Linked DNA regions of Homo sapiens: region 1 is linked to region 2. Evidence: chromatin loops called from intact Hi-C (ENCODE). Cell type or tissue: ascending aorta. All regions are shown on one strand. Each heading gives the region's core, and the rest is flanking DNA. Links, peaks and the distances in the headings are about the cores only.

What was found. A loop is a pair of places that touch in the nucleus more often than their neighbours do. Peaks named below come from ENCODE experiments on the same cell type or tissue, not always from the same donor. Only the 100,000 strongest peaks of a DNase experiment are listed, where the experiment ranks them.
Region 1: it touches region 2 in a loop (7-fold over the local background); 4 of 110 quality-filtered maps call a loop at or near these places.

What each region holds. Positions count from the first base shown.
Region 1 is chr22:18,085,181-18,101,146 of GRCh38, forward strand. It overlaps PEX26 (peroxisomal biogenesis factor 26), which reads left to right. Exons shown (of 5, transcript NM_001127649.3): 4 at 1-78; 5 at 2,792-15,966. The coding sequence ends at 2,895. Among named protein-coding and RNA genes, the nearest start is that of PEX26, 15 kb to the left of the region's middle. RefSeq lists enhancers at 6,513-6,572, 6,593-6,802. In ascending aorta, for the core only: no CTCF peak of the experiment used is centred there; DNase peaks (open chromatin) are centred at 6,961 and 7,071; H3K4me3 peaks cover 1,120 bases; H3K27ac peaks cover 2,085 bases.
Region 2 is chr22:17,825,208-17,833,207 of GRCh38, forward strand. MICAL3 (microtubule associated monooxygenase, calponin and LIM domain containing 3) reads right to left here. Exons shown (of 32, transcript NM_015241.3): 21 at 6,647-6,900; 22 at 2,437-2,574. Among named protein-coding and RNA genes, the nearest start is that of LINC00528, 52 kb to the left of the region's middle. In ascending aorta, for the core only: CTCF peaks have their summits at 4,954 (motif pointing right) and 5,153; a DNase peak (open chromatin) is centred at 4,954; H3K27ac peaks cover 1,246 bases.

The DNA of each region.
Region 1 (15,966 bases), core at 3,865-11,864, 260 kb after region 2:
ACTTCTTTTCTCTGCCCTTCAAAAAGAGTCTCCTGGCTGCCTTGATCCTCTGTCTCCTGGTGGTGAGATTTGATCCAGGTAAGAGGTGGAGACTCTCCCCTGTCCTTCCTGGGAAGGGGTTGTTGCCAGGGCTGGGCCTGTGGGAGTGGGTGTTTGTCAGAGTCCTACTGGGGAGGGGAGTCTCTCCTATGACATTTCCCCTGAGTCTGTTCCACAAGGAGGAATTGCTAGACTGGGCATGAGCCAGCCCCACCCATAAGGAGAGGCCAGTCCTGGAGTCTATGAGAGCAGCCAGGAGAAAGTCCACTTGGCCCTGCTGACTCCTGAACATGGACTGAGTCATAGTCCTCCACTTTTTCTAGGGCTGAACTCTGACTAGAACCTCAGAATTTAAAAAAACTTCCTCTTGGCCAGGCACGGTGGCTCACGCCTGTAATCCCAGCACTTTGGGAGGCCAAGGCAGGCAGATCACAAGGTCAGGAAATCGAGACCAGCCTGGCCAACATGGTAAAGCCCCATCTCTACTAAAGATACAAAAAAAATTAGCCAGGTGTAGTGGCACATGCCTGTAGTCCCAGCTACTTGGGAGGTTGAGGCAGGAGAATAGCTTGAACCCGGGAGGCGGAGGTTGCAGTGAGCCAAGATCGCACTGCTGCACTCCAGCCTGGGCAATAGAGCGAGACTCTGTCTCAAAACAAAAAACAAAAAACAAAAAAACTTCCGCTCATCAGAATATCTACAAAAGTGTTAATTCAAGTATTAATGTCTCATGAAGTGTTAATTCAAAGCAAGTTGTAAATGAAAAACTCATACATTTTAGAAAATGTGGAAAATAGGCCGGACATGGTGGCTCACACCTGTAATCCCAGCACTATGGGAGGCCAAGGAGGGTGGATCACCTGAGGTCAGGAGTTCGAGAACAGCCTGGCCAATATGGTGAAACCCCGTCTCTACTAAAAATACAAAAATTAGCCAGGTGTGGTGGTGCGTGCCTGTAATCCCAGCAACTGGGGAGGGTGAGGCAGGGAGCATTGCTTGAACCCAGGAGGCGGAGGTTGCAGTGAGCCAAGATTGCACTGTTGCCCTCTGGCCTGGGCTACAAGAGCGAAACTCTGTCTCAAAAAAGAAAAAAAAATGTGGAAAATAGAGAAAAGTATAAAGAAGGGCATAGAAATCTGCTACTCTGCTGTGCTTTCAGTCTTTTTCTATGGATATAGAGATTGTAGGCAGTTACATGTCACACATATGCTTTCAAGCATGGCCTTAAATCGCTAACTATTCCAGTTCACAGGAATGCCCCTAAGTAATTTAACAACCCCTATTATTGAACATTTGGGTGATTATTCTGTTTTCTGCCTCGCTGTGAAGAAGGAATGAGCTCCCTAAGTGATATTTGGGAACAACCCCAGTTATTTCCTGAGGATTGACCCCTCAGGTGCATGAAGCCAAACTTGGCACTCGCTCTTTTAGATTTTTTTGTGTTACTCAGTGTGAGTTATGTTCTAATCTCTACTCTTCTCATGAATTTAGACTTAGAATATGATTAAATAAGTTTCAAAATTTAAGAGGAAATCAGAAACCCTTATACTGGTCCCTTCAAATGGTTTGTCTATTTTGAGAAGTGCCATTTGTTAACTTAGTCTTTAGATTCTCCCTGTTTCCCCATTTCTCTTTCTCTTATTCAGTGAGCTTTTTTAAAATATTTATTTATTTATTTTTATTTTTATTTTATTTTATTTATTTAGTTTTTGATACTGGGTCTTTCTCTGTTGCCCAGGCTGGAGTGCACCGGCGTGATCTTGGCTCACTGCAACCTCTGCCTCCTAGGCTCAAGCGATCTTCTCTCCTCAGCCTCCCAAGTAACTGGGACTACAGGCATGTGCCTCCATGCCCGGCTAATTTTTTATTTTTATTTTTGAGACAGAGTCTTGCTCTGTTGCCCAGGTTGCAGTGGCGTGATCTCGGCTTACTGCAACCTCCGCCTCCTGGGTTCAAGCGATTCTCCTGCCTCAGTATCCCAAGTAGCTGGGATTACAGGCACACACCACCATGCCAGGCTACATTTTGTATTTTTAGTAGAGACGGGGTTTCGCCATGTTTGCCAGGCTGGTCTCCAACTTCTGGCCTTAAGTGATCCTCTCACCTCAGCCTCCCACAGTGCTGGGATTATAGGCACAAGCCATCATGCCTGGCCAGCGAGGTTTCCGTCACATAGCTCAGAGTTGTCCTTCTAACCCGTCTGCTGAATGCTGAGCAGGGATCCCCTGTGGACGACTCTGTTTGCTTTACAAAGAAGTCACGAGTTAGCGCTCGGAATGCTCAGTATCATCAGCGTTCATCCCTGGCCACCTCCTGACTGATACAGATTTAGAAACTCTTTATGATTCTTTATGGTTCCCGTAAGCCCTTTAGTCTCGTAAACCCTGGTCTCCTAGTGGGGATGGCATGAGGACATTTGAGCCTGCTCTTTCCAAGGCTGCTTCAGAAGGGCCTGGCCCAGTGGCCCTGACCCTCAGCAGCAGGCCCGACTCATTGGAGTGATGATGGTGGGGGAGGAGAACCTGCACCTGCAGGCTGAGGATCGCATGAGCCCCAGAGATTGAGGCTGCAGTGAGCTGAACACAGACTGCACTGTACTCTAGCCTAGGTGACAGAGCGAGACCCTGTCTCTAAAAAAAACAAAACAAAACCAACTATGTGTAATTGGTAGTGGAGTCTCCCAGGGTGGGAGATGGCAGAGTGACAGGTGAGAGGGGTGGGACGTTCACTGTAGTCTCCCTCTGCCCTGCAGCTTCCCCTTCCTCCCTGCACTTCCTCTACAAGCTGGCCCAGCTCTTCCGCTGGATCCGGAAGGCTGCATTTTCTCGCCTCTACCAGCTCCGCATCCGTGACTGAGGGTCCCTGCGCACCACAGCCTCTCTGCTCCTCACGTCCGTGGCCACAGAAGCAGAGCGACAGAGCGACACATCCACAGGCGCCCCTGGGGAAATGGGACCAGCCTAATCTCGCGGAGTGCACTGTGTCTTGCTGCCTGGGTGCCCTCTCCTTTGCACCCTACTTCGGCTGGTCGCGGTAGATGATGTGGAAACAAAGCAGGACCAGCAGGCACAGCACCTCCAGAACAGTGCCCCGGATGACCAGAGGCCCCTTGAAAAGGAGGGGTTTGGGGACAGGGACTGTGTCCATGAAACATTCCATCTTCTTGGTGAAGGCAAGGGGTTGGTTCTTCAGGTCAGGATGTTAATGGAGCTGGAAGTTCAGAAAAAGCCTGGTGAAGTGACCCTTGGCCTTTCACTTCTTGAGAAACATACTTCTTTGCTGGGCATGGTGACTCACGCCTGTAATCCCAGCACTTTGGAAGGGTGAGGTGGGTGGATCACTTGTGGCCAGGAGTTCAAAACCTGCCTGGCCAACATGGTGAAACCCCATCTCTACTAAAAATACAAAAATTAGCTAGATGTGGTGCACGCCTATAGTCCTAGCTACTTGGGAGGCTGAGGCAGGAGAATCACTTGAGCCAGGGAGGCAAAAGTTGCAGTGAGCTGAGATTGTGCTACCGCACTCTCTCAAAACAAACAAAAAAACATGCCCCACAGGACAGTACCTTAATTAGCTAGAGTAGATCTGAGAGGGCCTCTTCTTGCCTGCACTGTGCTCCCCAGAGCTGATCTAATTCTGTATCAATAGGCTGTTCCCATGGTCTTGCCATGCGCTTGAAGCTGCAGGAGCCTTCTCACTGTTCAGGCTGGGGTGTGGTTTTCAGAACCACCGGGTTGACTACTGAAAACCAAGTGAGCCTTACAGCTCTTATCGCTGGGTAAAGTGATCTTGCCTGGTGCCTCTTGGTCTTCAGCTCAATTTTCCAGGTTGTCCTGGCCAAGTCTTGCTCTGTTACGCTCAGTGCCTCTGCCCACTCTTTCCCCGCCAGCCCTTCCCTCCCGCCCTGCAAACTTGTCCCTTGGCTGTTTCACCAGGTTCTGCCTGTATCCTTGCCTCCTTGGTACACACCATTTCAGGTTCTTCCCTTTCTGTGTCCCATTGTCCTAGTTATGTTCTGTTGTTTGTGTAATGCCCAAATTTTTCTGCTCGTGTGGCCTTGAAAAGTAGGCCAGCCTCAGAGGCTGCTGAGCTGAAAATGGAACTGAGTAATCAGGTGAGCTGGAAGGGATGTGGGGGGCGGGGCAGACGGGAGACATGGGTTTTGAAGGCAGTGAACAATAAAACCTTAGGGAGGTGGCACCGAGGCCTTAGCATTTGAGGAGCTGAAATGTTTCAGTGTTGTTTTCTCACCAGCCACAAGCATCTTATGAGTTTCTGTGCAAGGAAGCGTAGAGCACTGCTGTGCTGTCAGGATGAAGAAGGGCTTTCTGCAGGGGCTGGCCTTTCTCTACCCAGAGGCCAAGCAGGCTGCCCTGCACTGTGTCCTTGGTGTTGATGCCCAAAATAGAGAAGGTGCTTGCTAGCTTTTCCTTGGTACATTTTCGGGGGTTGCAAGGCAACAAGTTTTCTTTTGTTTTGTTTGTTTGTTTGTTTGTTTGTTTTTGAGATGGAGTCTCTGTCACCCAGGCTGGAGTGCAGTGGCGTGATCTCAGCTCACTGCAAGCTCCGCCTCCCGGGTTCATGCCATTCTCCTGCCTCAGCCTCCCGAGTAGCTGGGACTACAGGTGCCCACCACCTCGCCTGGCTAATATTTTTGTATTTTTAGTAGAGTCTGGGTTTCACTGTGTTAGCCGGGATGGTCTCGATCTCCTGAACTTGTGATCCACCCACCTAGGCCTCCCAAAGTGCTGGGATTACAGGTGTGAGCCATCGCGCCCGGCCAACTTTTCTTTAGAAAAATGAGTAAAGTAGGTAAACTTCACAGGCCCCTTAGAATTAAATCCTTAGGGCATGGTTCAAGTCTGTAGGAAGCAAATCTATACTTTTTTATATGGGCTTTTAAGTAAAGCTTAGAACCCTGGGGGGAGAAAAGCAGTCAGGTGAGGTTTGAGATTCCTTCTATAGAATGATTTCTTAAAATGAAAATCTGGGCCCACTTAACTACCCTAGATAAAACGCTTCAATGGCTTCCCATGGCTCACTGGATAACATCTAAATTCTTCATGGAATTGAAGGCCCCTATGTGCTGGTTTTGGCTAAGATCTCCCCTTTGATGTGGGTCCCCTGTTGATTATATGTGCGGCCTTCCAGCTGCCCACCATCACAGCTACAGCTCGCTCCCCTTGGCCTCTGTGCCTTGGCTCGCACTGTTCCTACTGAAGGCCTAGCACCTGCTCTTGGCCTGGTGAGCCCCTCCACCTTCCAGGCTTACTCAAAGAATTCTTTCTGCCCCTCCCTGTGTCCCGGGACCTGTTTCATATCGCTTCTGTGGTCGTGACCCCATGGTCTTGTAATTGTGAACTTCTTTGCTGCCCCTTCGAAGCTGGGGAGTGCTTGTTGCAGATGCATCCAAGAGGGGTAATTGCGTATCAACAGTGGATTTGCTGGTTGTTTCTACAGGGTTCTGAAGCATGCAACATAGAACAGATACCTTTAAATTTAGGGGCGCTAAGGAAAGCAGGAACCAGTAATCCTCTTCTGTGGTGGGATGGGAGGGTGGGGGAGAGGGGTGGAATGGAGAGGAAACAGGCTATTGTTGGCCAGCCCTGGGTGGAGGTGGGTGCAAGCAGGACAGATAGTGCCTGGGGGTGGGGGCGGAGGGTTCGCCTCTAGGAAGGGGCTAGAAGGGATGAGGAAATAGTTCATAGCTTCGTGCAGGTGATCCCTATTCTGCGTGTATGTGTTTGCACATGAGTGTTTGTAGACCATAGACCATTAAAAAATACGGAATTCAAAAGTTACAAAAAGGGTATTCTTGGAAAAGAAAGTTGTTTTTTTTTAGTCTTGCTGTGTTGCCCAGGCTGGACCTGAACTCCTGGGCTTGAGCAAGTCTTCCCCTCAGCCTCTGGAGTAGCTGGGCCTACAGTGTGTGCTGCCACACCCAGCTAATACAGTCTTTCTACTCCCGCTCTCTATTCCCCAGTTTCTTGCCCAGAGGCAACCCTTGCCAGTCTGTTTATCCCTCCAGATACAGTCTCTGATAGTAAACTTTTCTTTCTCTTACACAAATGATAGTAGTCACATACACTACACACACTGTGCCACGTTTAAAAAGAAAAAAAACAATTCTCGGCTGGGCGCGGTGGCGCATGCCTGTAATCCCAGCACTTTGGGAGGCCAAGGTGGGTGAATCACCTGAAGTCAGGAGTTCGAGATCAGCATGGCCAACATGGTGAAACCCCATCTCTACTAAAAATACAAAAAAAAAATGAGCCGGGCATGGTGGTGGGTACCTGTAATCCCAGCTACTCAGGAGGCTGAGGCAGGAGAATCACTTGAACCCGGGAGGCAAGGGTTGCAGTGAGCTGAGATCGCGCCATTGCACTCCCACCTGGGCAACAAAGAGTGAAACTTGGTCTCAGAAACGAAACAAAACACAAAAACCTTTCTCAGTCCCAGCATATGTGGAGCAGCCTCATTCTTCATAGCTGTGTGTCATTCCGTTGCGTGATGGGGTCACAGAGCACAGACCTGGTGCCCTTTTCCTTTTTAATATGTGGAAACCCCTCCATGCTTTCCAAAGCCTACAAGTACAGCAGCCCCAAGTTTAGGGTGAGCAGCAGTGGTCAGAGCTCTTTACTATTACTTTTGGGCAAACGCAAGCCAGGCTGGCAACCACCACTGCCGCCGAGGGGAGATACAAGCAGGCCAGTTCACACTCTGGACGTTCAGTTTCTTTCTACATCTAGAAGGTGGCCTCTGCTATCCACTTAAAGCAGCCCAAGGAACTGTCAGAAAGCGAAAGTGATGACATGAACCGCGAGTAGGGCACCTCCCTGTGCCGTCGTCTGCTTTCCTTCCTCCCTCCCAGCCTCCCTGTGCCGTCCTCTGCTTTCCTCCCTCCCAGCACGGAAAAGCCGTGGGGCCGATGGACTTTGGCCTCACATCCACAGATGGGGCCTGTGGGAATTCTACTGATTTACTCTCTGGCCTAGTCAAGCAACCCACCCACGGCCTGGCCAAGGTCGGCCTCACCGCCCTGGCCTAGCACCTTTGGAAACTGAATACATGGAGTGTTAACCAGAAAAATGTCTGGCCCTTTTGCCTCGCTGCCTCTGGAAACCTCAGTGTTTCGGGCTGGTAGGAAGCTACAGGACAGACAGTGGGCACGGTGCCTAGCAGCCTGTCGCGCCCCCGCCCGCCTCTGCATTCCTCCAGCGGTGGTGTACGGATCCAGACATTGTTTGCCACCTCTAGGCCTCTTGATAAAACAGCAAGTATTTTTCTTGTCTTAAAGCAATGCATGTATATTTTAGAAAATATTAATTGCATAGAAGGAAATACAGGACTCGTGATCCCACCACTCAGAAATAATTACTATTAATACGGTTGATTTTCTTTCAGCTTTTTTCCCCCTAATTAATTAACTAATTCTTTTTTTTCCTGCAACTCCTGCTTCACAGACTTTTTTTTTTTTTTTAACTTGGCATGGTGGCTCACACCTATAATCCCAGCACTTTGGGAGGCCAGAGTGGGAGGATTGCTTGAGCCTAGGAGTTCAAAGCTAGCCTGGGCAACCTAGTGGGACCCCATTTCTTTTTTTTGGGGGGGGGGTGGGTTATAAAAGCCCTTTTATAAAGCCAATTTTAAACAAGAAAAAAACAAAAAGTTTACAAAAGAAAAAAAGATACAGAAAAAGAATAACTTGCTTCATATGTCCCAAAAAGAGAAAAAAATAAACGGGACAATGCCAACATGCTCAACAATAAAGGGTTCTTTTTCTTACTTTTTTAATACAAAATACAAGCAAAGGATACACATACTTAAAACAGAGCTCAGGAGCAGACACGCAGTCCTGGGAACCCTTCAATAAGAGCAAAGCAGGAGTTTGTTTTTTCTTTGTGCAGATACATACAGAGACTGGGATATGTAAAAATTAAGTATCACAAAAGACCATCACACGATTCTACCAATGCATGTTGCATCTATAATTCACGAACATGGTCAACAAGATCATGTTCACTTCAACCCCATTTCATTTAAATTAAAGAAAAAAACCTGGCCGGGCGCGGTGGCTCACGCCTGTAATCCCAGCACCTTGGGAAGCCGAGGCAGGTGGATCACGAGGTCAGGAGATCGAGACCATCCTGGCTAACACGGTGAAATCCCATCTCTACTAAAAAAATACAAAAAATTAGCCGGGCGTGGTGGCGGGTGCCTGTAGCCCCAGCTACTCGGGAGGCTGAGGCAGAAGAATGGCGTGAACCCAGGAGGCGGAGCTTGCAGTGAGCCTAGATGGCGCCACTGCACTCCAGCCTGGGGGACAGAGCAAGACTCCGTCTTAAAAAAAAAAAAAACAAAAATAAACCTTTTAAATAAAGTGGTTACATTCTAACTTTAACTTCCTTAGTACCATGCTGCAGGTTTCAGCACTGTTAAGGTATTGCAAGAATGCCCAACCCTCTGGTGTCTGATTGTGTATCTAGCAACATTGCAGTATGAAGAAAAGAGATGCCCCGGGTACGACCCCATTTCTATTAAAAATAAATGTAAACACCCAACCCTCTTGGCAGCCCATGCACTTGAGAACCTGTAGAAAATGGCAGTGTGCAACCAGCATGGCTGCGAGCTCAGCGTCTTCACTAGAGAGAGTGGAGGTGGTTAGGAAAGGGCAGGCGGGAAGGGGCCATGTTGGCCGGACAACTGCAGGTGAAGATGGGATTGTGAAGTACAGTCCAAGGCCCACTCACCAAGGGCTGGATCCAAATATGTGGGGTTGGGATTCTGTGACCTACTTCCAATTTTAATATTGACCTGAGCTCATATTTAGCTCTACATGTTTCCCAGCTCGTATTTTCCAACAGCCCCTTTAAAACTTTTAGCATCCTCTTGTCACTTTTGTACTATCCAAGGTGGGACGGACAGGTGTCAGATAATAGCAGAGACTTGGTGAAGAAATGAAAGCACTTTTGTAGAAGAGTGTCATTTCAGAAAAAAGCCTTTTTTTTTTGAGATGGAGTCTCGCTCTGTCACCCAGGCTGGAATGCAGTGGCGTGATCTCAGCTCACTGCAAGCTCCGCCTCCTGGGTTCACACCATTCTCCTGCCTCAGCCTCCCGAGTGGCTGGGACTATAGGCGCCCGCCACCACGCCTGGCTAATTTTTTGGTATTTTTAGTAGAGACTGGGTTTCACCGTGTTAGCCAGGATGGTCTCGATCTCCTGACCTCGTGATCCGCCTCCCACAGTGCTGGGATTACAGGCGTGAGCCACGGCACCTGGAGAGAAAAAAGCTTCTTTAATGACGACCTCAACATAATTTACATGGAGAAGTTTCTTAGGTGGAAAACCGATTTGTATGGTCCTCAGAATGTAACCTACAGGTTCTTGCCCTCAGAAAAATGCATGCATACTTTTATGTTACAGGCTTATTTTCCAAATGCGGTAGAGGGCCATCCCTTCTTTGGCTTCTTGCCTTGTCTCTGACCCCACTGACTGCCCCTTTTCTGCCTCCATAGCTAGTTTCTTATTTTCCTTTGGCTTTTTTTTTCTTTTCTTTTCTTTTCTTCTTTTTTTTTTTGAGATGGAATCTTGCTCTTGTCACCTAGGCTGGAGTGCAGTGGTGCGATCTCGGCTCACTGCACCCTCCTCTTGGGTTCAAGCCAGCGAGGTAGATATTATCATTTTAGAGACAGCAAAACAGACTCAGAGGGGCTAATGTGCCCAGTGCCCCACCGCTTTTAAATGGTAGAGCTGGGATTTGAATCTAGGCATACAGGTACCAGGATTTCTGTTCTTATCTCCCCCATAGCACCTGGAATGAGGCCATCCATGTAAGAGGCCAAGTAATAAAGATTTGTTGAATGAACTTGGATTTTGGCCTTAGGAATTAGGGAAGGAAGAAATAGAAGCAGCAAGAGTTGGTGAGCAATAAGACCCGCACCAGGGCTGAAGGGTGGAGGTGGGGCAGGGGAGGGCTCTGTGCTTTGGCATCTGTTTAGTAGTATCGTCGCCCAGCTCCCTCCAGAGAAAGAGCAGGAGGTGTTCTTCTCAGATGTACCAGCAATGACAAAGCCTGGCGGGTGTCCTCCTGGGTAGGTATAAATACAAGCTGGTAGTTTCATTGGATGACTCACACAGATAAGCCATGCTCTTGGTTACCAGTGGACTTAGCTGGGTCTCAAAGAATGGGCTGCTTTCTCTGGAAAGCTGGGGAGCTGGTAAAATTTTTTGGTCGCCCCACCAGAGACATCCTACCCATTCCCAGTCCCTCTGTGGGCTCTGACATCTCTGTCCGGCGGGCACCCCCTGCTCTGGAACATTCTGGGAATGCTTCCCACTCCCCTTTTAGTACTTGTTTGTGTTCTGTCCTGTTCCTGGATTTCATGGTCTCCATGGTGACAAGTGCTTGTTTTCAGAGGTGCTAAAGACAATGGCTAAAAGATGTGCTCTATTAATCCTCCCAGGAAACATATTTTGCAAAAGCCTTTTTTTTTTTTTTTTTGAGAAACAAGGCCTAACCCCAATGGAGTAATTTGCTGCGTAAATGAGAGACATCATGGGATTGTGGTTAAGAGTGTGGGTCCCAGACCCATAATGCCCAAGTTTGTATCTTTTTTTTTTGAGACAGAGTCTCACTCTGTCGTCCAAGCTGGAGGGCAGTGGCATGATCTCGACACACTGCAACATCCACTTCCTAGGTTCAAGCGATTCTCTTGCCTCAGCCTTCCGAGTAGCTGGAACTACAGGCACACACTACCACGCCTGGCTAATTTTTGAATTTTTAGTAGAGACGGGGTTTTACCATGTTGGCCAGGCTGGTCTTGAACTCTTGACCTCAAGTGATCTGCATGCCTCACCTCCCAAAGTGTTGGGAATACAGGCATGAGCCACCACACCCGGCCTGAGTTTGTATCTTGACTCACCTGCTTTGACCTTCAAATAATCTTTCCTGTGCCTCAGTTACTTCATAGGTTTGTTGTGAGGATTAACTGGTGCTAATCCATGTAAAACACTGAAAAGGTGCATAGCATGTAGTGAGCAGGTGCTAGTTATTATTACTGTTGCTCTTAATTAAGTGAGGTAAGGAGGGGAGAGTTGGAGTGGTAGAACCCAGCATCTTGTGAACATCAGACCACAGAAAAGGCAGCACTTCTGATTCCTGTTCTTAGCCTAGGAACTAGGCTTTGCAAATGGCTCTGAATTTTTTTTTTTTTTTTGAGATGGAGTCTCGCTCTGTCGCCCAGGCTGGAGTGCAGTGGCACGATCTCAGCTCACTGCAAGCTCTGCCTCCCAGGTTCATGCCATTCTTCTGCCTCAGCCTCCCGAATAGCTGGGACTACAGGCGCCCGCCACCACACCCGGCTAATTTTTTGTATTTTTAGTAGAGATGGGGTTTCACCGTGTTAGCCAGGATGGTCTCGATCTCCTGACCTTGTGATCTGCCCACCTCGGCCTCCCAAAGTGCTGGGATTACAGGCGTGAGCCACCACGCCCGGCCGGCTCTGATTTCTTAAAGTGCTAAGCCTTTTTATATATTCATTTCAGACCATGTTTAATTTTCTAAATATGCAATACATTCATAGGGTTTTTGAAAAGGCTTGAAAAAGTCTAGTGTGAAAGCAGTCTGTATTAGTCCATTTTCACACTGCTTTAGAGAAGTATCAGAGACTGGGTAATTGTTGAAGAAAAGAGGTTTAACTGACTCACAGTTCTGCATGGCTGTGAGGCCTCAGGAAACAAGCAGTCATAGTGGAAGGCAAAGGGGAAGCAAGGCACATCTTACATGGCAGCAGCAGAGAGAATGAGGGGGGATGCCACACTTTAAAACCATCAGAACTCGTGAGAACTGACTCACTATCACAAGAACAACAGGGGAGAAACTGTTCCTGTGATCCAGTCACCTCCCACCAGGTCCCTCCTCCGACGTGGGGATTACAGTTTGAGATGAGATTTGAGTGGGGACACAGAGCCAAACCATATCACCTCCCATCTCTTCATTTAGCAAGTTCACCTACCCCAATGGCAGCTATGGCCGTTAGTTTTTTTTTTTTTTCTTTTTTTTGAGACAGAGCCTCACTCTGTCGCCCAGGCTGGAGTGCAGGGGTGTGATCTCGGCTCACTGCAAGCTCCGCCTTCCGGGTTCACGCCATTCTCCTGCCTCAGCCTCCCAAGTGGCTGGGACTACAGGCTCCTGCCACCGCGCCCGGCTAATTTTTTGTATTTTTAGTAGAGACGGGGTCTCACCGTGTTAGCCAGGATGGTCTTGATCTCCTGACCTCGTGATCCACTTGCCTCGGTCTCCCAAAGTGCTGGGATTACAGGCATGAGCCACCGTGCCTGGCCACAGCCATTAGTTTTAAATTTACTCTTCCAGAGGTAAATTTAATACACCAATACAAAACCAGTATGGATATAGATCCTAGTTTCTTCTCCTTTTTATAAAAAAAACCTGTAGTATATTATGTACTCTGTTTTATTCCTTCCTTTTTTTTTCTTATAAAAAATACAGAGATGGGGTCTTACTACACTGACCAGGCTGGTGTTGAACTTGCCTCAAGTGATCCTCCCATCTTGACCTCCCAAAGTGCTGGGATTATAGGCATAAGCCACCACACCCAGATGATTTTTTTATTTTTCAAAGAAGTGGCATGATTTTGATGACAATAAAGGACAATATGTAATTAATGGTAATTATAATACAGCCTTCTAGAGGCCAGGTGCAGTGGCCCATGCCCGTAATCCCACCACTTTGGGTGGCCAAGGCAGGTGGATCATGAGGCCAGGAGTTTGAGACCAGCCTGGCCAACATGATGAAACCCCATCTCTTCAAAAAATCTAAAAATTAGCTGGGTGTGGTGGCGTGCACCTGTAATCTCAGCTACTTGGGAGGCTGAGGCACAAGAATCACTTGAACCCAGGAGGCGGAGGTTGCAGTGGGCCGAGATCGAGCCACTGCACTCCAGCCTGGGCAACAGAGCGAGACTCTGTCTCACACATACACACACAAAAAAAGTATAAATATATAGCTTTCTAGATATAGGATTGGACTGGTTTTGGTTCTGGCTCTGTTACTAATTTGCCCTATAACTTTGCATAAGTCATTTAATCTCGGGTCCAATTTTTCTCACCTCCAAGATGGGGACAAAAATTATCTTCCTTGGCTGGGTGCGGTGGCTCATGCCTGCAATCCCAGCACTTCGGGAGGCCAAGACCAGCCTGGCCAACATGATGAAACCCCACCTCTACTAAAAATACAAAAATTAGCTGGGTGTGATGGTGCACACCTTTAATCCCAGCTACTCAGGAGGAGGCTGAGGCAGGAGAATCTCTGGAACCTGGGAGGCAGAGGTTGCAGTGAGCTGAGATCCTGCCACTGCACTCCAGTCTGGGCGACAGAGTGAGATTCTGTCTCAAAAAAAAGAAAAAAGAAAAAAAAATTACCTCCCTCATTTTCTTTATAATATTATTGTGTAAAATGAGTAAAAGTCTATAAGAAAAACTTTGAAAAGTATTAAGTAATACACATGTGTATGTGTGCGTGTGTAGACATATATATATAATATATATACACATATGCAATGGAGTAATGAAAATACTATATAATAAATATAAAATGGATTAAAACTATATAAAATAGATGCATGAAATGGCTACATAGATATGGATGTTTGCATATAGGCACATTTAGCTGGATTAAGTTAGATTTAAATGGTCCAATAGAGAACTGTGCATACAATTACATAGGCAACCACAAATCAACCCTTTCTCTGGGCTATCTAAAATAATCAGGTACTAGACCAAAAAATGACATGCTGTCTGCCTTACCTTTTAGTGATGATTTGTAGGAAGAGGAAGGTAGGGGCTGGTGAGTGGAAAAGTAGTAGAGTTTGTGAGGGAATGTTCTGTATGTCTGAAGACAAAGTCTGGAGATTGGTGGGCCAGAAGGTGTGAATCTACTCTGAAGGACAGGCAAGAGTCCAGCCCAGGGAAAAAGGTGCAGATGGGTAGGATTTGGGTGGGTACTTGAATTAAAAAAATGAATTTGTGAGGCAATATTGCTGGAGTCAAAACCAAAAAATCAAATTGACCAGGGCAAAAAATAGCCTGGGGCCTAGCATGGCTCTGCTGCCACGTAGGATGACTGGACCTCTTTCCAGGTTCGTGTTAACAGTCCATACTACTTATGGTATACGTGAAATGCTTTCTATTCATTCAAGCAACCTTACTAAAAACACCCCATGAAAATAAAAGTCTATATCTTCCCTTCAATATACATTCATATGTGCTTATTTTAAGCATATATCTACCAATTTGAGTTTGGCATTCTTTTTCATTTAATATTATTACCTATTCAGCTTCCAACATTATCACTTCCTTACTACACACATTTGTTTCCTAGGACTGCTGTTAACAAATTGCCACAAATGTATGGCTTAAAACAACAGAAATTTATTATCTCACAGCTCTGAAGGCCAGAAGTCAGCCAAAGCCTCTGCCTCTGAAGGCTGTAGGCAAGATTCCTTCCTTGTTTCTTCCAGCTTCTGCTGGCTCTAAGTGTTCCCTGGCCTGCGACAGCATCACTCCAATCCCTGCCTCAGTCTTCGCTTGACCTTCTTCGTACCTCTGTATCTTCTCTGCCAAGGATGCATGTCACTGAATTTAAGAGCCACCCTAATCCAGGATGATCTCATCTTGAGGTCCTCAATTACATCAAGATCCTTATTCCAAATAATGTCACATTCTGAGATTTTAGGCAAACATATCTTTGGGGGGCCAAAATTCAATCCCCTAATCCATGTTAGTAACCATGCAGTGTTCCTTCTTATTTCTATGTTGACCTTTTCAGCTCTTTCTATTTATTGTTATTATTTTTGAGATAGAGTTTCAATCTTGTTGCCCAGGCTGGAGTGCAATGGTGCAATCTTGGCTCACGGCAACCTCCGCCTCCCAGGTTCAAGCAATTCTCCTGCCTCAGCCTCCTGAGTAGCTGGTATGACAGGCATGCACCACCATGCCCAGCTAATTTTATATTTTTAGTAGAGGCAGGGTTTCGCTGTGTTGGCCAGACTGGTCTCAAACTCCTGATCTTGGGTGATCTGCCCTCCTCAGCCTCCCAAAGTGCTGGGATTAGAGGCGTGAGCCACCATGCCTGGCCAGCTCTTTCTAACTAAAAAATAATAATAATAATAATAAAAAATAAAAGATGATACTTGCAAAATACCTCAAGTGTACCTCATTTACCTCAAATATACCTCATGGTCCGAAAGTATTTAGTCAGCAATGTACCATTATAGAAAAACACATAGCTTGTGGCTCCAACTTTAAAACCAGAATAACCAAGTGAAAAGTCAGTACAGATTCTCACTTCTACTTAAAAAATCAAAGGTACACATTGGGAATTGAACAGCTATGTTTTTTCTTCTTTCTAGAGATGTGACATACATATTTTCTGGTCAGTAATATTCTACCAATGGTATTAATTCAAAGCAGGTAGATGACCAGCGATGCTGTTTACTACATCCTACGCATGCTGAGATAGATGAGTGGGACACCATCTCGGTAGGAAAGAGTTTGACAGGAAGAAGAAATTGCAGAGTCCCTGCCTGTCCCAGAGAACCTAACAAACTGATCTATATGGAAAGGATTTTCAGCAAACATGCACAAACACAGTTAATATGCTGGAAGAAGAGGATAGCTTTTAGTCTATTTCCAGCACACGGCCTACACTCACTGGTACCCCATACAACAGGAATGAATGCCGACTTAGCATTTTTGCCTTCACAGCGCTGGCAACTAAAAGGCTCACAGATACTCTGATCTTTAAGCAGATAATCATGGAATTCTCAACATCATATCCACTAGGTTAGGCTGAGGGTTCATCTATAAAAGTATTTTTCCAAAAATAATGCTTAAAAGAGACTTCTAGA
Region 2 (8,000 bases), core at 1-8,000:
TGAGAAGTCTACACTCCTTGGCAGTACCTTGAAAGGAAAAATCGTCACAGATAAAAAAAAATAAACAGGTGAGAAATATCAACGCAGCAGCAGCAGTGTTGAAAGGGACACAGCTTGAGGGGTGGATCTGGGGGTGAAATTCAGGTTAAGACGGAGTGCAGGGTGCTAGAAGCTGCCACGCAGGTTGATGAGCCACGTGCTATGAAAGCCAGGAGCCACTGACCCGCTCAGCTCTTGGTTTCCTTCAGCCGCCAGCTGGGAGGCTCTTGCCCCACCGCCCTAGGGACCCAAGCTATCTAGAAGAGGAGCCAGCCGTCTCTGCGCAAAGAGCAGTGGCCCTTCCCTGCGGCTGTGTGTGCCTGTTTCTCCCACTGCCGGGAGGACACAGGGACAGGCTGCTGAAGCCCCACGAGCTCCCATGTCCGCATCCCAGAAGTGACCGCTAGGACAGTGGTGCTGTTGGCGATAACACTGCCCTTCCTCCAGCAGTGTCTGACAACTCGTGGAGGGATTTTTGGTGTCTTCATAGGTGGTGGAGGCTGCACGGACACTCCAAGGGCCGAGGCCAAGAATGTTAAACCTTCTGCAAGGGAAAGAGCTGTCCTGCCCCAAATGCCAGTAGCCCCTCGGTGAGAAACACACACTTCCAGAAACATGTAGGAAGGACAACTCAGGCTGCTCAACGATCTCTTGTACTTGAAGAGACGCCTGCAGCTCGGGCTGGATTTGACTGGTGTCACCCCTGGTCACACCCAGCCTGTCCCCACTTTCTGCTGAATAGCACCCGCCCATCCTCTGCTCTTCCCTCTCCACCATCATCCTCCCATAAACCCCCTGGTTTTGACAGCCTCCTTCTCTGATAGCTTGGTAGGCTTGTGGAATATCTTCTGATTCCTCCCCTTTCACACTCAATCGGTAACCACCTCATTCTCAACACATTTTAAAACTCTCAGTGCCAAAAACGTTCCTTTGGCTTTGGCCTTTTTATCCGACTCTTATCAATAAAAACCTGCCTGTGTCTGTCCTGCCTGCCCTCACGTTTCCCTCTGAGCTGCCCTGAAGGGGGGGTGTGCGTCTGATCCATGCAAGGGCGGGCTGTCTGGCAAGGCATGCAGGTACCCCCACCCGCCTCTGCCGCCCTGGCATGCACTTGCAACAGGCCCAGGAGTCTAGTGTTAAGGTACCAGCAGAGCCGCCTAGAGAGAGGTTACGGTGAGTGGGGAGAGAGTGAACATCACCAGACTACCTCCGGAGACCGTCTCCAGCCAGGCCTGCACCGCCGCGTGGCGTATGGAGGGAAGGTCGGGCACTGAATTTAAAACAGACGACAAATACAAAGTTACACAGCAATATGCGTTCCCAACGAGGAGAGCCAAGGTCATCCTTAAAATCCCAAAGAGAAAGAAAGTGAGAAGGCATTCAGGACAGACGCCTGTCTGGCACCAACAAGGGGTGCGAGCCCTGATGTTAGCCTGTGTGATGGAGAATCAGGATGAGAAGAGAAGAGGGAAAACCCAAGGTAGGGCCACCGCCGGCCCAGGGCTGCAGAGCGCTCCCCAGCTCACAGGCCAGCCCAGTGATGCGGGTGCTCATGGTGCCACCACAAGCCGGAAACGGAGGTTGGTCTTGCCTACAAGTGAAGATTTGGGGCCAGGGAGGAACAAACGTCTTATTAATGCTGTTTTATGATGGCAGGAAATGCCCCTTTTGTATGCTCAGAGCCTGGCAGGGGGTGTGGCCCGTGACCGGCGCTGAATGAAAATGTGCACGCACAGAAGTGACAGCAGAGGTGACTCCGAGGGTGGGTATTTGGAAGACAGCATGCCAGGAAAGATGGCACAGCGGCCACCACGTCCCTCAGCAGTCTCCACGGTCCTTCTCTTATTGCTATTCCTTTATTTAAAAAAGCCAGAATAAGGTTCATCTTCATCCTACTGTGTGACACAGACCGTCACACCTAAAGCCTGGGGCTGGAGACGATGCTACTGTGGAGGCCTCCTGGACAGAAATCTCTTCCCAAGACTTCATTTCACTTCCAAACATGCCCCTCCCGCCCCCTTCCTGCCAACACACATTCACGTCCAGACACACTCTAAGAAAAGTACCAGAACGTTTTACGAAGTGAGGAAAGAGCAGCGGTGACCAGAAACATGAGAGAAAGACAGAAAATTCTTGGTTTACCCAAGATCAGGTTCATTTTACCATTTTGCATCAATGGAGAAAGAGTCCACAACCTCTTAATCCACAGAGAACTTCACATATCCTCAGATGAAAAGTACAGGTGTCACAACTGACAGCAGCAAAGCGGGATGCGCCTGGCTCCCGTGTGTGACCTCATGGGTGGCTCTGCCCTGACAGAAAGGCCCCCTGTGGCGACAGAGGCAGCAGGCGGGTGGTGCTCGGGGCACACTGCGGCCTGGGGCTGGGAGTGTTTACCTCCGGAAGCAGAGGACTCAGAGGCCGGCGCCATCCTCTCTTCCTCCTCTCTCTCACGGATATGAGTCCAGTGCACGTCAGCCTGGATCTCCAGAGGATCCGCCGCGTGCATGACCTGCTGGAGCCTCTGGTTCCCGGCTAGTGTCCCAGGGTCAAGGGGTGGAGAAATGAGGTGGGGAAGGAGGGGATGAAATAGCATGGGAAAGGAAACAGAAAGAGAAGTTACAGCATTGGCCAGGGTCAGTATGAATCAGAAAGAAGTAAAAATTAAGAACATGTATGCACATGTATACACACACACACACACACAGACGCATGGACACACAGACACACACGCACAGTCCTTCTGCTCATTCAGTGTGACCTGGTCATTTCCAGCCGTATATGTACCATTCAATTCAGTGAAGAGAATCACACATTCCTTTCTGAGGCTCCTTTCATCCTGAGCTGCATTCAGGGGGCCCATGCACCAAGATGGAAAAAGAGCAGATTCCAGCCTGCTTCTGCAGGCCCAGCCCCAAGGGGTCACAAGGACCTGCTTTGTCCCTAGCACAGTGTGAGACCCCAGGATGCACTATCCTGCCCCTCTGCTGGTCACACAGCAAGGTGCCCACCACCACTCGCCCAGCTGATGGCCAGGTGACGAGAGAGGTGGGAAGAGATTGTGTCATTCTGCCGCCAGCCGGCCAGCTCACACAGGACAGAGATAGACTTTGCTGGCACTTCGGTTTGCATCTTCTGCAGCTGGAGCTGCTGCTGGAGAGAAAAAGTCCCCGTCCCTTAGTGGGCCTCATGCTGCATGCTGGGTCTGAGGCAAGGACACGGATCCCAGTGGAGGGTAGAGTCAGGGGAGGTGATGGCTGGGAGGGAAGCAGAGCTCTTTCATGTACGTTTCCAAACCCTTGGAATTTCACAGGCGAGAATGAGACCAACAGCTCTCTGAGGTCAAAGCCCTCACCTGAGAACTCCATGTGGTGCCCTGCTTATCACCTCTGGAAACAAGGCCTGGTTTCTCAGCTACATGGAAACTCACCAGTGGCCCCTCTGGATCCCTGCCCTGTGGGATCCCTGTACTTAGTGCTTGGACCGTGCCACACAGTTGGGTTAAGATAAAGGGACAGCTAGCAACTGGGAAGGGAAGGTGGCTGTTCAGCAGGTGCCACCTGATCTGAAGGATTCGTGTTCCTGCCAGGAGCCAGCTTCCATCTGGGAATGGGTGACATGCCTCCTCTGAGTCTAACCAGACAATCTGGCCTTGGCTTCAGTCACTATGACAGCCTCTTCAAGCAACAGGGAATGTGAAATGGGCAGAAAGGACCAGCAAGACCACCCAGTGTGATGCTGGCCCTGTGCTCTGCCGTATGTGGGGTATCAGCCCATTGTTGGAGCTGCTAGTCTCTATAGATTTGTTGCTGGCCCTGCAAGCCGTATGTGGAGTATTAGCCCCTTGTTGGAGTTGCTGGTCTCTATAGATGTTGCTGGTCTCTATAGATTTGTGGACTTTTTCTGAGGTGAATTTGCCTTTTTTTTTTTTTTTTTTGAGACGAAGTGTCGCTCTTGTTGCCCAGGCTAGAGTGCAATGGCACGATCTCAGCTCACCGCAACCTCCGCCTCCCAGGTTCAAGCAATTCTCCTGCCTCAGCCTCCCAAGTAGCTGGGATTACAGGCATGTGCCACCATGCCCGACTAATTTTTTATATTTTTTAGTAGAGACAGGGTTTCTCCATGTTGGTCAGACTGGTCTCAAACTCCCGATCTCAGGTGATCCACACGCCTCGGCCTCCCAAAGTGCTGGGATTACAGGCATGAGCCACTGCACCCGGCCGTCAATTTGCCTTTCTTTATGGTGCTGGGTGGGACTAAGTCACAGCAGAGTCACCTAACAGCCTGGATGCACAGGACTGAGGAAGGTAAGTCAAAGAGTGCAGGGCCTTTCTCTACCTTCTCAGCAACAAAGAGAAGAGACACATTCTTCTCTCAGAGTCCTGCTGTGCTTCCTGCTAATACATGCAGCCTTGGGGACTTATCGACAGCACAAGCCAGCATTTCCTCCTTTCTCAGAGAAACATTAAAGGCACCTGCACTGGCGATAGGTTTCCTGCATCAGAGAAGGAGCCAAGTCTTGGCTGGAGATGAGCTTGCAGTAAAACATATGCGGCATAGATGGGGCCGCATTCCATGAGGCCACTTCTGGAGCCTTCTCCAACTTCCTCCAGAACCTCTTCTGACTCACATGTTACTTTGCGCCTGACTGTCTGGGCAGGCTGGGACCAGGGAGAGTAGCCCAGTGAGATGTGTGCAGAGCCCGTCAGCACAGTTCCATAAAACACAGACCTTTGTCTGTGAGACATGCTCTTGGAGGCAAATTTTGGATGGCTGCCAGGGAGCTGGGGTAGAAGGTGGGCACGGGGTAAAGTGGGTACCTTTAAATGTCCTCAAATCTTCTTCCTGTGGGAGGTACCTGGCGCCACTGGCCTTGCAGTTCTGTGTCCCAGGGGCAGTACTCCCCTTCTACAGCAGGGGGAGCCAGAGACCCACACAGCATCAGGAATCCCACAGCGCGATCAAGCAGGGAGGGAAGAGAAGGGAGTAGTGGTGTCCAGCCACTGCCTGCACAGGCACCGTCGGCTGCCCGACAGACACACCTGCGCTAGGGACACAGGCTCCGGTCTGGGACTCTCGGAGTTTGGCTGAATCTGTCAGTATGTGTTTGTGTAGTTAAAGCTCTTTTCCTACAGGTTTGGTCTTGACGTTAGCACTAAGTCCAGGAAATTAAGTCTGCGTGAAGGAAAGCTCGGCTCAACTCTCCTGAAAAGGGAACGTGCTTCGACCCGAAGCTGTGCCAGGGCTCAAAGCTGCCGAGTGATCATCATCAGATGGAGATGACGATGTCTGGAACAGTGCAAACAAAACACCGTGCCCTGGACCAGCTGTGCATGCTCACTCTGCTGGCTAGCAGAGGCCACGCCGGCACCTGGCTCCGCAGACACGGCAGCATGGAGGGAGAGCCCAGATTCACAGACCCCATTTCTCCTAAGGCAGACAGGGTGTGGAGTGCGGGTCACTAAGGGCTGCCTGTGGGTCCTGCCCAGCCTCTGCCTCAGAGGGAAGAGTAGAGAACTGGGAGAGCAGGTCCTTAGGGAGCCCGAGGAAGTCCCTGACGCCAGCTGTTCTCGCGGACGCCCAACGGTGCGGTTCCTTCTGCTAACCCACCTCACTGGGGCCAACATCCTGGAGCTGCACAGCTCCCAGGGGACTGGATCAGGAACATGAGCCCTGTCAGGCAAGGGCTCAGCCCTGTGTGCCAGAGAAAACAGACCCCCGGATGGGACTGGGCAGCAAGCACACAGGTGCCAGGAGAAGCAGAGATGAGCACAGTGCCAGCTCTGCAGGGCCTGGGGTCACTGAGAACTCAACCGATCCTCTGACCGCTGCAGGGAGTCACTGGTGCTCAGAAATTAAAGGTCATGTCCTTCCTGCTCACTCCACATCTATCTTTTGGGGACTCAGATCTCCACCTGCCCTGGCTCCGTCTTCACCACCCCCCAGACTTCTGCGCTGCTGGAGCAGAGAAAGAATGGCCTTCTCTCCTGCACAGGCCCAGCAAGTCCCTCCTCATCACTTGAGGCCACACACACCCAGAGATGGGGCAGAATTGAAAAATCTCAAGTCCAAGGCAAGAGACTATTTCAGAACCAGCCAGAGTGGCTGGCCCCTGGGCCTGAGTATCCCTTCAGGACACTGTCCCCAAAACGCTGCCCTGCGTGCCATCAACTGAGCCCCATCCAGTGGGCACTAAGCTCATAGCCACCTCCGAAACCCTAGACTAGGATCAGGGAATCCTCTAGAAAGCTAAATTCCCTTTCCTTATTAATTTTTTCAACTGAAACTACAGGGCAAAAAGAGAAAACGAGGTGGAGACAAGTAGGAGTGGCCTAACTTGGATGAGTACTTGGACTGGCTCTCTGCCTTCCACTTCCAGTTTCTAAACCAATGTGCACAAGGGACATTACTTCCACTGCCAACCGCCTGCTCAACGCTACGGTGTCCTCCCCTCTGCCCCCCATGTCTTATGTCAGGAGGGGTGGTCCCTGGGCTGTGCAGGAGGCACGTCCGTGTGACGTCAGCCCCAGAAACCTCTTACACTCACGCATGAAACAGATCACTTTGGGGGGCAGGGCAGAGTTCGGAGCAGAGATTTTGTTCTGACCTTCACTGGACTCTTCCTCCTCCTCGTCATAGTCCTCCTCCTCCTCCTCTTCATATTCTTCCTCCTCCTCCTCCTCCTCTTCATTCCCAGGCCCAAAGCTCTTTGAGGCCTCTAGCTCCTCTTCACTTTTCCCTTTCAGAAGGGCATGGATCCGCACGGCCTCCTTCCACGGAACACCACCCAGGTCAGATGGGGGCAGGCGAGGCTCCTCCTCCTCCTCCTCTCCCTCCTCCTCCATCTCAGACTCGGAACTACTGTGAGGAAATAACCACATAGCCAGAGTGAGGGAATGAAGAAAAACTGAGAAGGGGAAGGGGAAGGGCCACCATCAGAAACAATGCATGTCAGGCAAAGCAGCTGCTGAGCAGGCGGAGAGAGACAGGAGGGAGGAGAGAGCGGCATCAGCAGGACAGGGTACCTGGGCATGAGAAGCCACCTACCCAAGCCCGACTAAGGGGACAAAGGGAAGAATGCCTCCTGCTCACAGACCTCACGCACTTCTCCTCAGGTGGATGGGGTAGGGAGGGGACCACCGAAGGCTGCCTGTGGGTCTGGCCCAGCCTCTGCCTGTGGAGGGGAGTGTGCAGAACTGGGAGAGCAGCTCCTCACGGAGCCCATGGAAGTTCCTGACTGCAGCCGCTCAAACTCAAGCCACAGCCCCATCCCTCAGGGTGCTTCAAGCAGCAAACACTGAGATCGCTGGTTTACGTTTCATAGACGGCCTCGAGGGCACAAGCAGGGCAGTGGACTCATTCTGATATAAACCCATGACCCTGGGAATTGAGAATGGAAAGTCTTCTCTCATCCTGGCCCACTGTCTAGTTAGAGGAACTCAATTCTGTGTGACTGCGGCCTGTCAGAAGCCTCTCAGGAGAGCTGTGGGTGTGGTGGGGGGAGGGGGGACCCAGAAAGGCCTGGACTTAACTGGCTGATGATCAAGGTCTGTGTGCTGGGGTGGGGCGACAGATTCCATTTCCTGGCACTCCTTAGAACCCTACCACGTGCCAATCCCTGAGCAGGACACTGTGGGGACACACAGGGAAATGACGGCAAAGGCACCGCTCACTGCAAAGCCACAGGACAGAGACGATGGGGAAAGGGTGGAGACAAACCTCCAACCCCAGGGCCATCGCTCCTGCCAGCTGCTGCACTGCCAAGCACTCCCCTCACAGCTGCAGGCAAGCGTGGCCGACATAGGAAGCCGCACACCTGTAAGAATGCACATGCCACAACGGACACTACCCAAACCGTAGCTCCTCGCTCTGGCCACCCTCCTGCTGCAGTGTACCCCACTCCTGCCCTGTGGAGGGAGGCAGGACAGGAACAAAACCGGGTTCCTTGCAACCTGTGGGGC